Linked DNA regions of Homo sapiens: region 2 is linked to region 1. The links are chromatin loops, found by intact Hi-C in ENCODE. Cell type or tissue: Calu3. All regions are shown on one strand. Region 1 overlaps LL0XNC01-250H12.3 (a long non-coding RNA gene). Region 2 overlaps LINC00630 (long intergenic non-protein coding RNA 630).

Region 1 (8,000 bases):
GTGTTTTCATCAGAATTTTGCCAAGTATGGTTCGTGGACTACTTCATCAAAATCATCATGGATTGCCTGTTAAAATAGTAGATATTTGGGTCTACCATAAGTCAGCTGAATGAAAAACAGGGAGATGTGGTGGCAGGTATCTATATTTTGAGAAATTTTTCCAATTGGTTGTGGTACTCATCCATGTTTGAAAAGCACTGCTGTGGATTTGCAACAAGGTCTATGAAAAATTTGAATCCTTTCATGTCTAATTTCATCATTGGTTGCTCCTACTACTTTGCTTTTAATATCTGTGTCATTTCTGTTTTGTGAAATAGGTACCAGTTCCTTTAATTCAGTAATTTTCATTCAGTGATTTATGTGTGGAGCATTGATCTAAGCACCGGGGAAACAGCACAGAGAACAAGACAAACATGGTCCCCGGACATATCATTTCTAGTTTGAGAAAACTGGTAATAAGTAGGTAAACAGATCAATGAGCAGGGTAATTTCATATGGGGATTTGTGTTTTAACACATATAGAGTATTAAATGACCAAGATAAAGATAATTACAGATGGGGTTGTAAGTGAAGCTCCTTTTCAGGAAGTGACATTTGAGCTGAGTCCTGGATAACAAAAAGAAGCTAGGCACAGACTGACTTTTTGCCAGTGTGTATACAATGTGCATGGGCACCGTGTGTTCCAAGAGCAGGGAAAAGCTCAAGTGCCTAGAGCCTGGCAGACAATGCACAGACTGGTGAGATGAGGTTGAAGGGGCAGATAGGAGCAATATTGTTTAAGCCATTGTAAGGAGTTTGGATTGTATTGTGAGTGTGGAGGGTTAGAGAATGGGAACAATATCATCTGACTCATGTTTTCAGAAAGTGACTCTGGTCACTGTGCAAAGAATGGACTAGAGAGGGAGAAGATAGTGTGTGAGAATAACCATTAGAAAATATTGCGGAAGTCTAGGGAGGAGCAAGCTGATGGTATCAATGCTGCAGCCATGTGTAGAGGGAGAAATGGACCTTGACAGTATGTGTTTGGAGGTAGGGAGGGTAAGACCTGTAGTAGCTGTGTGTGTGAAGTATGTGGGGATAAGGCAGAATAAAGTATGACCCCTCAGCTTTTTGTACAGCCATGTGGAAAAACGATAGTGCTATTTTGTGAGATCAGTCATTCCAAGTGCTTTTGAGATGTTCTTAAGTTAATTAAAATTTAGGTCATCCAAGGTTGGTTGTAGTGAAAATTAGAGATTTTAAGAATGCAGGTTGTGTATTTCAAAATAGTTAAGAGAATAATTTAGATGTTTCTAGCATAAAGAAAACAAATAGTTAAGGTGATGGATATCTCAGTTATACTGATATGATCTTTACAAATATATGAGTGTGTTAAATTTTCACATGTACCCCCCAAAATATGTAACCCTATATTATATATCAATTGAAAAAATAAATAAAGGTAATAGTAATGTTCAAAAAAAGAGATATCCTTGCTGATTCCCACTTTATAGATGAGAAACTGAGTGGCAGAGAGAATAAGGACTTTGCCTGAGACTACACAGTTAGGGAGTGGGACAGCTTGGATTTGTGTCCAGGATGTCATGCTTCAGAGCCTGAAAACTGTCACAGATTTCTTAGGTGAAAGAAACAGTCTGCACAAGCGTGCATGTTTTAGGAATGCATTTAAAGTAATACTTAGTATGTTAATAGATGTATACAAACACTGGCCCTAGTAACAAAAAGGTGAATGGTGACCTTGGTAAGATCACATTCATTACAATCCTGGCAATGGAAGTCATAGTGCAGTGGGATAGGGGGTTAGTGGCGAATAAAGAATGTTAACAAGGAATGCAGAAAACTATTTTTAGAGCTTTAACTTTGAAGGGAAAAGAGGAGAGAGAGAGAGAGAGGAAGAAGAAGAGGAAGAGGAAGAAGGAGGAGGGAGAGGGAGGGGTATCTTAAGTGGAAAAGATAGGTTGTCAAAGAAGATGAGGACTGTGATTGCACTTTTGGAGAGGACTATGATGTGTGTTGGGGGTCGAACATGTTCGTGTGCACGTCACCTACAGGGATGCGTCTGGAGAGCGTGCATTATCCTAAGGGACAACAGACCCCTTGGGGCCAGGGGGTAGGAGTAGGGTCAGTGAGAGATGCAGGATGATTTAAATGTATTGAAGTGCTTTTGCATAGTGTTTGAAATTTTGTATTCGGGGGGAAAAAGTATTTTAATAAAAATTGAAAACAAAATACTTATCATCAGATTGACAAAAGTAATGTGCACATATATTCCATATATATATATATATTTTTTTTGCTTTGGAAAAGCATTCATTGTAGCCAATTTTATGGGGAAACAAAGCAGATTTTAAAAAATGAATGGAGTGTGTGTGTGTGTGTGTGTGTGTGTGTGTGTGTGTGTGTGTGTGTTTCTAGCTAGTCTAGCTCCACCACCTCAAGTACAGCTCACAGTTGCAGTATTATCTTCAGTTCAGACCAGGACTGGCTTCTGATCTCAGATTTAGATATCCCACAAAAAGTGCTTCTGTTAATATTCCAGAAAAAATGATGGATACAGAAGGATAGCTGGATGTAAGTGAAAAGTTCCAGAAAACCATGTCTGATCCCATTAATCAAGCTCCCAACTTTCATCCCTCCCTGCCCGCTGCTGAGTCCCCTGGTCTACACTCAGAGTTGCAATCCTGACTCTGGCCACCAAGAGGCATTACAGCTATCTCCACGTTCCTTGCTCTTTCTTAATGAAAAGGGGTAAATTTCGCAGAGTAAGTAATGTTATGAAACTTTTCTTTACTGTGATACCAATAGTTCGGAATACCCATTTGTATATTAAAGCAGGCCAATTTGCTGTTGATTCCAAATCTACAGCGCATTCAGTAATTTATTTTTTCCTTCATTAGCGTAGGTTGAGGTGTCCACGCTGTAGGGGGGGGTCCCTCCTGGAGAGCAGGGTGTTCACCACCCATCACTCCAACCCTGTACAGGCTTCTCAGACTCTCTCCCACTCCCTCCCACTGACCCCCCTCTCCAAGACATTGTGGACACATCTGCCCAGACCCCACTCCAGCGCCTCATCCTTTCAGTCACTTCCTGCTGCCCTGGGCTCCCCCAATCCTGCCTCCCAGCAACAGCCAAGGCACATCAGACCTACCTGGTGTTTCATCCTATGGATGTCCCACAGTATGTTTTTACACTCTTTTTTACACCTGTCAGGGTTGTTTTTTTTTTCCAGACAGAATCATTCTGCAGTTCCTTTCATAGACTGGGTTTTAGGGGAGGATACCGTATTTTTCTGCTCCTTGCTTACACTTTGTAGAGAAGTTTGATAATAGTGGTACAGTGATGCCCCCTCATGACAGAAGCCTGAACTGCAGCAGCTTGAACATCGCTGAGCAGGAAGGTGGGAGGGAGGTGCTGTGGCCCATGCACACCCTACAGAGTTTTCTGGAAGTGTGAGTAGAAAAATGGGCATTCCCACTGTACAGGGATACTGACGGCCACCAGACAGAAAGTGTAGCCTCTTTATGTGCTATGTGAAAGCACAAAATGATCATTTCTGTGTTTATGCTTTCAAACCTCTGGATAAATAGCTATAGACCTATATAAGCAAAAATGCATCTTGGCCACTAAGTGATCTTTGTGACCCACATTTGCCCTCATTGTGATCATCTTTGCATACACATGCGTTTCCATAATAATGTTTTAAATTTCCTTCCAAAAATAATTGTAGTCTCTTTTTTTTATCAACCAGGTGGTTCATCATGTGGGTGCCCCAAAAATTCATTTAATTAGTATCCCAGTCATAAAAATGTAGTTGCTTTAACATTTTTTCCTGTTACAAACAATAGTATACTTAATATCCTCCTCATATATATGCAAATATATTTGTAAGCATTTCTGTCAAAAAAAAAAAAGTTCCTGGAAGTGGTCTTTCAAAACCCTGGGAACTGTAAAATTTTATATTAACATAGTGAAATCCAAATACTATTTCTAACTTATATTCCTTACATAACAGTATGTAAGGACCTTGTGTCTTCACACATTAGAAATAATGTGAATCATTGCTAATCTTACAGGCAACAAATCACCTCTCATCGTTATCTTCATTAAAACTTGTTTTGCTGAATTCTAGAATTCCATCCTATGGATATGACATCAGTTTTCTCAAACCTGTGTTAGTCAGAGTGTTCTGATATTCCCTGTTATCTACACTGTGTGGAAGACATCTTTTCAGAGTCTGTGCATGGCTGAAGGGCACAGTTCCTGTAGCTGTTTACACTGGTGAGCCAAATGGGTCCTCTTAGAGCCTTACTAACTGTCTTGGAGGTTATTACAGTACTAATAACAGAACCTGGTTGCTGTACATGTGTGTGTATTTGTCACTGCTTGTGTGTGTGCACAGCATTTCCCTCTGCTTCCTTCTGCCCCTTCATAATTTGGTGTACCGGTTGGTCTTTCTTCCTAAATTCAGGCCCAGAAATAAAGGAAGGGAATTTTCAGAATGACAGTACTTATAACCAGATGCTTATCAGCATCCTTCACAATGTCCTGAAGATAAACTTCTAAAAGGTAAATTGTTGGTGCAAAGGGTGTGCACCTATGTAGCCCTTTGATAAGTATTGCAATACTGACACCCAGAGAGGTAATGCCATTTAGATTCCTCAGGTGGAGTCACAGGAGAAAATCCCAAGAGGAGTAAAAAATAATAATGCTGATGTCATGTTAGAGTGGAGGCCCTGGATGCTGTTGTGGACCCACTCTCCAGTTTCTTCCACAGTTAGAAGATGTGGAAGTGATCAGGTGCAACTCGAATTTTTCATACAAGCAAAGCCCGAGTCAGCGTGAGGGGTGGTGGTGGTGGGGCAGGGAGAGACTGCCATTGCTTGGAGTTACTTAGGACACAGTCAGCAGGGCTGGGATACAGCTACGGTTTTATATATATTCATGGGTATAGAAAACATGGGCATCAAGGCCTTCATATGAAAAAGTTTGGTCATTACTGAGGTACAACAGAAGGCTTTCTTGCAATATAATTACAGACAATGAAATTCGCAGTTTTAAGGATACAACTTGATGATTTTCAGTAAACAAAAGTTGTGCAACCATCACCGTAGTTGAGTTTTGGAGGTTTCCATCACTATAAAATGTCCCATCATACTTGAACGCAGTTAATCCCTGCTTTCACCCCCAGCTCCAGGAATCACAGGTATGCTTTGTGTTTCTGTGGATTTACCTATTCTGGACATCTCATAGAAGTGGAATCATGCAATATTCATCTTTTGTGTCTGGCTTCTTTCACTTCACATAATGTTTTTAAGGTTTATCTATTTTGTAGCATGTATCAGTACTTTATTCCTTTTTATTGATATACCACATTTTTTTATCCACTCATCAATTGGTGAACACTTGAGTTGTTTCCAGTTTTCGGCCATTATGAATTATGATGCTACATATATTTTTTGTGCAAGTTTTTATGTAGACATAGGTTTCCGTTTCTCTTGAGTATGTACCTGGGAGTAAAGTTGCTGGGTTATATGGCAGTTCTCTGCTTGACAATATGAGGAACTCTCAGAATATTTTATTGACCTTGACAGTCTTGAGGAGTACAGCCTTAATCTGTTGTCTTTTTCTCATGATTAGACCAGCATTATGGAATTTCAGAAAGAATACCACAGAGTTGAAGTGCCCTTCTTATCACATAATATTTGGGTTTACATGATGACATGACCTCACTGGTGATGTTAACCTTCATCACATAGTTAAAGTCGTGTTTGCCAAGTTTTCCAATGTACAGTAACTTTTTCAATTCACGTACTATGTTCCTGAGAAGTGAGTCACTAAGTGTGACCTTCATTCAGGATTAAGCTTCACCTCTTGGAGGGTTAGTAGCTACAAATACTATTTGCAATCATTCCATAAAGACTGTTTGTCTTCTCACATGCTTTTCTTTATTAATTCACCAAACATTTACTTATATCAGTATGGATTTATGCATACTTATTTTAAAGTTGAAATATTTTACTTAATGGATATATCCCCGAAGAATTCCAGCATCATTATTTCAGTGGTACAGTAAAAGAATTTTGACTTAACTATCAGGAAACTGCAAAAGAGCTCCCTATCACCGCAATTATATTTCATCACCACTATATTTTCTAATTGTGATATATTAGTGCTTTTAGATAATATATTTAATCATGGCAAAGTTTGGAACAGCATTATAATTTCACTTTATTTCATTGCCTACTTGGTACCCCTTGAGACAGAAATAAAAAACAGATAAGGCAAGATTATTGAAGTAGCCATAAAAATTACTGCTAACATAAAGTAAACCTATTTATGAACTCCCTGTCGATGAAGCAAAAGTATAAGCTGTGTCAGGTAAAATGTGTGCTTCATTTGAAAGCATGTCGTCTGCAGCTTAGCCTTCTGGTTATCTGACTCTGAAAGCTGTTTTACAACTCTACCTTTTAGGTAACTGATAGCATTGCATGCTATCTTTGTCTATAGACACAAGGAAATGAATTCTGTCTTGGGGGAGGGAAACCTTTTCCCCCTGGGAAAGTACCTGTTTATCTCCATTTGAACATTTATTTCAACACTCTTGATCTATAAATGTGACAAAGAGGTGGCTGTAGACTTGGGAGAGTTCATTTCAGTGGAAGGGTGGGGGAACCAAGTCCCAGTAGATGAGAAATGAAGACTGAGGTGTAGGGAAGTGCAGAGGGAAGTGAGTTGAGTATTGAGAATTCTTCATAGAATATTGATTGTAAATGGGAGAATATATGTAAAGAGGATATCAACTAAAGATGTAGAAATGGGTCCATGGCACTGAACTATGTTTTACAATCATCAGTGATGAGTCTCTATGATTAATCTGTTAGTGGGAAGGAGCCATCTCTTCTTAGATCTGCCATCTGAATTTACCACACCCTCCTTTCCACACTTCACTTTCTTGTTTCTATTCTGGGGAAGCCTAAAACTTAACCAAAGGGATGGTGTAGAGTTTGGCCTTAATGCCTAGTAACTGTTAACTGAGGAATGACTGAATGGGTGGATGCACAATGTGTCAAACATGCTGATAATTCACAAATTTTTATCTCCCAGCGCAGAGCTTTTATGCAGATGACTGAACCCGTGGAGTTAGGTGGCTGAGAGGATGCAGCTTCCCAGGTCTCTACAACTGATGGCAGCAAGATGGGAGCACCCAGCTACAGTGTTCAGAAGTAGATTTAGGCAGACTACCACACCTTACATGCTAGAGGGATCCACACTGACCTGAGTAGGTGAGGTCTCAGACAGGCTTGTTTTCTATCATGGGGACAGGATTACAGCCTACTCAGAAGTAAGTTGTGGTCCAGCTCTTGTGTCATTCAGAAAGACTCCAGAACGTGTAGATCCAGCTCCTCTCTAAACTTGAACTCAACCAATATCCCAGAGAGACATTCTTAATCTTCTAGGCAAATGCACTGTCATTAGGAGCCACCAGAGACCACACAAACACACACAAATACACACACACACACACACACATATACACCCTGGAGCCTTAATGCCAGCAGTAGCCCTAGGAGAACCTACAGGCTCATGTGCTTGTTGCTTATTGTCTGTTAGGCTGCATATGTAACTGGACCCTTTTGCATTTAAAAAAATAGCAATAATGATGATTAACAGAGTGTTTATTAGGGAATTATTTAAAAATTACCTTAGTATCCAGTTAAATATGATGAAAATGAGAGAATTTCCACCTGTCATGTTATCAAAGTATTTTAAAAAACCATCGAGGATTTCAGTGAGGTGTGCATATGGGTAGGTCTACTCTGTCTCATATTGGGGGAGGGGATATCACTTCGTACAACCTCTTTCCAGGTTGATTTGGCAATATCTTTTAAATAGTCTGTGCATCCCCACTCTGTATGTATTTGGAGCCTGTCCCTTCAAGTATTCATCCTCAGTGTGACAACTGCCCCTCTATTAGAGGATGCATATTCCTCATGATGTAG
Region 2 (8,000 bases), 510 kb before region 1:
GGGATTTGCCATATATGCCTACATGTCATGTATACTCTCTTTCCAACTTGCCAAAACAGACAGGCTCATTTACCCAGTTTATATGCTTAGGGAGCATTAATAAAATCTGCAGATATTATTTTCAAGCCCACTTTTTTTCCTGATGTATTCAAACACCTAGAGTTTCCCTGGAGTGAACTAGCCTAAAACAATGACTTAGTGTATTCTTTCATGAAACACCTTCTATTTGTCCAGACTACTTGTACTTAACTCAAACTGTAACTCATGTGGGGTTACCCTGTACATCTGGAACCTAATCTGGGCCAAGCTGATGAAAGAAGACAGTGATTCCCTGCAGTTAGTTTTCATATGTCCAAACTACTATCGAAATCCCTTGATTGGTTTAAGGATGCATCTCATTTAGAACCTGATCTAATTTTGTTTGACGGTTGTTATGACATGAGTACACTTTTCCATTTCATTTATTATTTTTTAATTGCACAAGAAACACACTTCAGAGGTGTTTGAGTTCACATGTGTTACTTGATGTTGTGGACAGAGGCCATAGTGCAGTGGGATAGTCAGTGGAAAGTGGAGAATATTAACAGGGAATGTAGAAAACTCTTTATGGAACTTTGAATGTAAAGAAAAAGAAACCAAGAAAGAGGAGGAGACAAAGAGAGAAAGAAAGAGAGCAATAAAGAGAGACAGAAGAGATATCTCCATCATGTGGCTGCAATGGATGCTGGTAAGTCCAACGAATGACATTTGAAAATCTTAAATTACTTGAAACTTGATCAAGTTTAAAATTATTGGGCAGTAGAAAAATTCAAAAGAAAAAATAATGGGAAGGAGCCATCTCATCTCAATTTAACATTTGAAGTTGCCCATATATTCATATCTTTTCTTACCCTCTCATTTCCACTTTAGAGCTAATGAGATGCCTCCACCGGGACAGCATGAAATCTGAGCTCAATAAACATTTAGTTATTACCTAACAAAAGAATAGACAATTATGTGTAAAAAATTCTGCTAACTATTGGATTTGTGCCTCTCCAGAAGGCAGCAGGTGGCTGAAATCCTGGTGTGATGTGGCTGGATAATACATGGCCTGAGGACTCCTGCATTGATGACTGCAGGATGGGTCCAGAATTTTCCTATACATAAATTAAAATACTAAGCAGTCCAGAAGGAGCCATTAGCAGACATCACACTTTGCTTACTTTGCTATCTATCACTGAGATCACCAGGTGAGTTCAAAGACATGCCTGTATTCCAGGCAAGGGAAACTGGATTTGGGTCAGCTCAGGGGAATGATGTTGAACAGCTCTTATAAGCTTCTGATAACACCCAAGAAGTAGAGAAACTACTGTCTACAAAACTTTGAACTCAAGGCATATCAAAGGAACATTTGCTTTCTTCAACTGTTTTCTTATAAAGGGAAATAATGAGAAATGATTTTTCACAATGCCTGCCTTAACCCTGAGGCCCAGCCAGTCCCTACTGCTGTGTCCCAACATTTAAAGATAATTGAAGTCCAACTCCATGCCGTATATTCTCAAGAGGTTTTCTCATTTACCCCCCAGGACAGCTCTGTAGAGATGGTATGGTCAATCCCATTTCACAGATGACCAAGCTCAGCCTCACAGAACCTAAGTCACCTCCCCAGGAAAGTGGCAGGATTGGAATGAGGTTCCATCCCTCACCCTCCCTAGATGGCTCTGGGCAGCCTCCCTTTTAGAAGATGGGCTTCCAGGCCTTGATAAATGGTCAGATTCCACTCCCTGGCTGTTGTTCCCCACAGGTCCCCACTCCACAACCCCTCTGGGTAATGATGAAGGCAGAGGAGGTGAAATCTCATGCTTTGTACCAAGAGACATGGGTGTAGGGCCACACGAGTTGGCTGATCCTTGAAGTGGTGAATGGGCTCAGGCAGAAGCTCAGGTGTTGGCCTTGAGACAAGTGAGCTGGAGAGAGGGAAAGTAACATGCACTGAACTACTGTAAGCAAATGCCCTTTACATCTCATCTCCTTTAATCTTAACTGCCGTCCAAGGTACCCATGACTATGACCATTATTCACATCAGGGTGCTGCCTTTAGGAAATTTTATGCAAATAAGAGAGACAACTTGTTCTTTCCAGATCAGCAGCTAACTTTGGAATACTTAAGGTATTTTTCTATTTTGACTTGATGGCTCCAGGCCTGTTAATGCTTTAATCTTCCTCAAGGGATAGTACACACGCCTCAAGACGTTTTTAAATATATTTAATCTTCTATAATCCTAAGTATCAGTCAAATTACCCAATATCACCACCATTATTCATATAAGGTTACTGATTTTAGGTGTGACTAAGTAAACCAGTAAAATACCCTTGTTATCTCCCTATCAACAGTTAATTTTGATTATTTTAAAGTTTTTCTCATTTTGTCTTCATGCTTTTGGGGCTGTGAATGATCTCATCTCCTTGGGGTCTGCCATTACATGATCCCAGAGTATTAAACTTTTTTTTTTTGAGATAGAGTTTCACTCTTGTTGCCCAGGCTGGAGTACAGTGGTGCAATCTTGGCTCACTGCAACCTCTGTCTTCTGGTTTCAAGCGATTCTCCTGCCTCAGCCTCCCAACTAGCTTGGATTACGGGCGCCCTCCACCACGCCTGGCTAATTTTTGTATTTTTTAGTAAAGATGGGGTTTCACCATGTTGGCCAGGTTGGTCTTGAACTCCTGACCTCGTGATCCGCTAAACTTTTTTTTTAAATTATGACCCATATAGTTTTTAAGTAACAATATTACTGATGTTGAAAAATTCTAAATGAAAGAAAAAGGTTTATATATCCCAGAAAATATACTTTTAAAAAATAACCTAGATAAATGGATGCACACAAATTGTGACAAGTATGTGAAAAATTCCAGAATACTGTGCCCGATGCCATTAATTAGATCCCACCCTCCCTTCCTCCCTCCCCTCTCCTGCCCCAACTCTACTCCCAGATGTGCAATAATTTCTCTGGCCACCAGGAGGCATCACAGCTATCTTCATCTTTGTCGTTCTTTTTTAATGAACAGAAGTGTATTCTACAGAGTAATGAATGTTATGAAAATATTTATTATAATAACAATTCTGTTTGGAAAATTCACATGCATATTAAAAACAGTCCTATTTGCTGTTCACCCCAAATCTACATCGAATTCATTGATTTATCTCTTCCCTCCTCGGTGTAGATTGAGGTGTCCACACTGTAGAGGGGTGCCTTCCAGAGAGCTGGGTGTTCACCCTCCGTTACCCTACCGTTGTACAGGCTTCTCAAACCTCTCACTCCCTCTCACTCATCCCCTCTCCAGGACATTATGGACGCAGCTGCCCAGGACCCACTTAGGCACGCCCATACTCTCTCAGTCACCTTCTGCCTGCCTTGCACTATTAATGCTAATGATTGCCAACGTGTGCTAGAGCTGTCTGGTGTTTCATTGTTGATGCCATACATATATACAGACTTATTTTACACCTATCATCAGGTTTTTTTCTGACAGAATTAGAATTACTCTGTAATCTAGATTCATAAGCTAAGTTTTAAGGGAGGTATTTTATTTTTTGCTCCTTGCAGACCCTTCTTGATAGAGTTCGATAATGGTGGTACCGTGGTGCCCTCTCGTGACAGAAGGCTGAACTACAGCTAGAACATCGCGAGCAGGAAGGTGGGAGGGAGAGGCTGTGGCCCAAGCCCACCTTACAGAGCTTTCTGGAACTCTGGGTGGCAAAGCGGACATTCTCAGTATTCCCAGGGACATTGATGGGCTCAAGACAGAAATCGTTATCTCTTACTGTGCTGAAAAGAGAGTTCTATATCAGAAGAAAAAGGTCATTTTAATTTTTATTCTTTGACCACTGGAAAATCAGAGACCTAAATGAGGGAAAAATGGATCCAGACTACTTGTTCAAGTCTTTGTACCCCTCTTTAAATCTTTATTAGCATTTTTTCATGGAAATAAATTTCTATAACATTCGAAATTACGTTACAATATACGTTCAATATTTTTATATTAACTGGTGTTTCATCGTAGGATGCTGTAAACTTTATTTCCCCAGTATCCTAGTGGTAAAAAGTAAGCTCCCTTACCATAGTTTCTATAACAGATGATATTTGTAACACTTGCTCATATACACAAATGTCTTGGCAAGAATTTCTTAATAAGATTTTGAAAGCATCCTTTTAAAATCTCAGATACTCTAAAATTTTATATTAATATAATGAAATCAGAATAATATTTATCAGATATACTCCTAATATCCCAGTATGAGAGTTGCTATTTCTTTTATTTTTATATTCAAGTATAATTCATTTCTTTATTCACTTAATACTTTTTAAACTTTTACTTTAGGCTAGGGGCTCAGGGGTATATTTGCTGGTTTGTTATATAGGTAAATTGCTTGTCACAGGGGTTGGGTGTACAGATTATCTCATCATCCAGGTAACAAGCATAGTACATGATAGGTAGTTTTTCAGTCCTCTCCCACCCTCTATTCTCAAGTACACGTGTCCACGTGTACTCATGTTTATCTCCCACTTACAGGTGAGAACATGTTGTATTTGGTTTTCTGTTCCTGTATTAGTTCACTTAAGATAGTGGCCTCCAGCTCCATCTATGCTGCTGCAAAGAACATGCTCTCATTCTTTTTATGGTTGTGTAGTATTCCGTGGTGTGTATGTACTACGTTTTGTTTATCCAGTCTACCATTGATGAGCATTTAGGATGATTCCATGCGTTTGCTATTGTGAATAGTGCTGTGGAATGTGTGCATGTCACTTTATAGTAGAATAATTTATATTCCTTTGAGTATATACCCAATAATGGGATGGCTGGGTTGAATGGAAATTCCATTTTAAGTCCTTTGAGAAATCACCACACTGCTTTCCACGATGTCTGAAGTAATTTACATTCCCACCAGAAGTGTATAAGCATTTCCTTTCCTCCACAACCTCGCTAGCATCTGTAATTTTTGACTTTTTAATATTAGCCCTTCTGACTGGTGTGACATGGTATCTCATTGTAGTTTTGCATTTATCTAATGATTAGTGATGTTGAGCACTTTTTCATATGCTTGTTGGCCACGCATATGTTTTCTTTTGAAAAGTATCTGTTCATGTTCTTTGCCCACTTTTTAATAGGGCTGTTTTTTGCTTATACGTTTGTTGAAGTTCCTTATAGATTCTGGATATTAGATCATTGTTGGATGCATAGTTTGCAAGTATTTTCTCCCATTCTGTAGGCTGTATGTTTACTCTGTTGATAGTTTCTTTTGCTGTGCAGAAGCTATTAATTTAGTTAGGTTCCATTAGTTAATTTTTGGTATTGTTGCAATTGCTTTTGGTTTCTTCATCATAAAATATTTGCCAGGGCCAATGTCTAGCATACTATTTCCCAGGCTTTTTTCAAGACTTTTTTTTTCCTTTTTTTTTTTTTTTTTTTTTTTGAGACGGAGTCACGCTCTGTCGCCCAGGCTGGAGTACAGTGGCATGATCTCGGCTCATTGCAACCTCCGCCTCCCGGGTTCACGCCATTCTCCTGCCTCAGCCTCCTGAGTAGCTAGGACTACAGGCGCCCGCCACCACAGCCGGCTAATTTTTTATATTTTTAGTAGAGATGGGGTTTCACCATGTTAGCCAAGATGGTCTCGATCTCCTGACCTCTTGATCCGCCCGCCTCGGCCTCCCAAAGTGTTGGGATTACAAGCGTGAGCCACCGCACCTGGCTTTCAAGACTTTTTATAGTTTTAGGTTTTACATTTAAGTCTTTAATCCATCTTGAGCTTAGTATATGATGTAAGGAAGGGGTCTAGTTTCAATCTTCTGCATATGGCTAGCCAGTTATACCAGCACCATTTATTGAATAGGGGGTTATTTTCCCATTGCTTATTTCTGATGACTTTGTTAAGGATCAGATGGTGGTAGGTGTGTGGCTTTATTTCTGGGCTCTTTGTTATGTTATATTGGTCTCTGTGTCTGATTTTGTACCAGTACGATGCTGTTTTGGTTACTGTAGCCGCTCAAAGTCAGGTATGCTATGTAGCATAGTTTGAAGCCAGGTAACATGATGTCTCTGGCTTTGTTACTTTTCCTCAGAATTGCCTTGGCTATTTGGGCTCTATTTTGGTTACATATGAATTTTAAAACAGTTTTTTCTAATGCTGTGAAGAATGTCATTGATTGATTGGAATAGCATTGAATCTATAAATTGCTTTGGTAGTATGGCCATTTTAACAATAGCAATTCTTCCTATCCATGAGCATGGAATGTTTTTCCATTTGTTTGGGTCATCTCTAAATTATTTGAGCAGTGTTTTGTAATTCTCTTTGTAGAGATCTTTCACCTCCCTGGTTAACTGTATTCCTAGGTTTTTGTTTCTGTTTTTGTAATTGTAAATGGGATTGCATACTTGACTTGGCTCTCAGAGTTGGACATTGTTGGTGTATAGAAATGCTAATGATTTTGTACACTGATTTTGTTTGCTAAAGTTGAAGTTCGAGGAGCTTTAGGGCAGATTATGGGGTTTTCTAGGTACAGAGTAATATCATCTGCAAACAGATAGTTTGACTTCCCCTCTTCCTGTTTAGATGCCTTTTATTTCTTTCTCTTGCCTGATTGCTCTGGCTAGGACTTACAGAATTATGTTGAATAGGAGTGGCAAGAGTGGGCATCCAGTCCTCAAGGGTAATGCTTCCAGCTTGTGGCTGTTCAATATGATATTGGCTGTGGGGTTGTCATATATGCCTCTTATTTTGAGGTATGTTCCTTCAACGACTAGTTCATTGAGGGTTTTATCATGAAGGGATGTTGAATTTTATTGAAAGCCTTTCTGCATACATAGAGATGATCATGTCTTGTTTTTAGTTCTGTTTATGTTATGTTTTAGTTCTGTTATGAACATATGAAACATATGTTCAACCAACCTTGTATCCTAGAGATAAAGCCTACTTGATCATGATGGATTAGCTTTTTGATGTTCTGCTGGATTCAGTTTGCTAGTATTTTGTTGAGGATTTTTGCATCTATGTTCATCAAAGAAATTGGCCTGAAGTTATTGTTGTTGTTGTTGTCTCTGCTAGGTTTTGGATCAGGATGATGCTGGTCTCATAGAATGAGTTAGGGAAAAGTATCTCCTCCTCAATTTTGGGGAATAGTTTCAGTAGGAATGGTCTCAGTTCTTCTTTATACATCTGGTAGAATTCGGCAGTGAATCAATCTGGTCTTGGGCTTTTTCTTGTTTGTATGCTTTTTATTGCTCATTCAATTTCAGAGCTCATTATTTGCCTGTTCAGGGATTCAATTTCTTCCTGGTTCAATCTTGGGGAGTTGTATGTTTCCAGGAATTTATTCATTTATTCGAGGTTTTCTAGTTTTTATGCATATAGGTGTTCAAAGTAGTCTGTAAGGGTTGTTTTTTTTTTTGTATTTCTGTGGAGTCAGTAGTAATGTCCCTTTTGTCATTTCTGATTGTGTTTATTTTTATCTTATCTCTTTATTAATGTAGCTAGCAGTCTATCAATCTTATTTATTGTTTTGAAGAACCAACCTGGACTAATTGACCTTTTGTATGTTTTTGTGCAAATAAGTTTTAGTCAGTTCAGCTCTGATTTGGTTATTTTGTGTCTTCTGCTAGCTCTGGGGTTGGTTTGCTTTCGTTCCTCTAGTTACTCTAGGTGTAATGTTTGGTTGTTCATTTGAGGTCATTCTAACTTTTTGTTGTGGACATTTAGCACTTCACCATTAAAACTGGTTTAGCTGTGTCCCAAAGATTCCATTATCTGATATGTTTTATCTTTGTTCTCATTAGTTTCAAATAACTTCTTGATTTCTGCCTTAATTTCATTGTTTACCCAAGAGTTATTAAAGAACACTTTGTGTCAGGAGTTCAAGACCAGCCTGGCCAATATGGTGAAACCCTGTCTGTACTAAAAATACAAAAAAATTAGCTGGGCATGGTGGCACGTACCTGTAGTCCCAGCTACTTGGGAGGCAGCG

The links. A loop is a pair of places that touch in the nucleus more often than their neighbours do. Peaks named below come from ENCODE experiments on the same cell type or tissue, not always from the same donor. Only the 100,000 strongest peaks of a DNase experiment are listed, where the experiment ranks them.
Region 2: it touches region 1 in a loop (5-fold over the local background); 9 of 110 quality-filtered maps call a loop at or near these places.

Annotation. Positions count from the first base shown.
Region 1 is chrX:103,461,590-103,469,589 of GRCh38, forward strand. All of the region lies in intron 4 of LL0XNC01-250H12.3 (a long non-coding RNA gene), which reads left to right. Among named protein-coding and RNA genes, the nearest start is that of RAB40A, 54 kb to the right of the region's middle. RefSeq lists enhancers at 3,045-3,194, 3,395-3,464. In Calu3, a CTCF peak has its summit at 3,354; a DNase peak (open chromatin) is centred at 3,372.
Region 2 is chrX:102,948,128-102,956,127 of GRCh38, forward strand. The region is part of intron 10 of LINC00630 (long intergenic non-protein coding RNA 630); the gene reads left to right. Among named protein-coding and RNA genes, the nearest start is that of RAB40AL, 15 kb to the left of the region's middle. In Calu3, a CTCF peak has its summit at 3,645 (motif pointing left); DNase peaks (open chromatin) are centred at 2,984 and 3,634.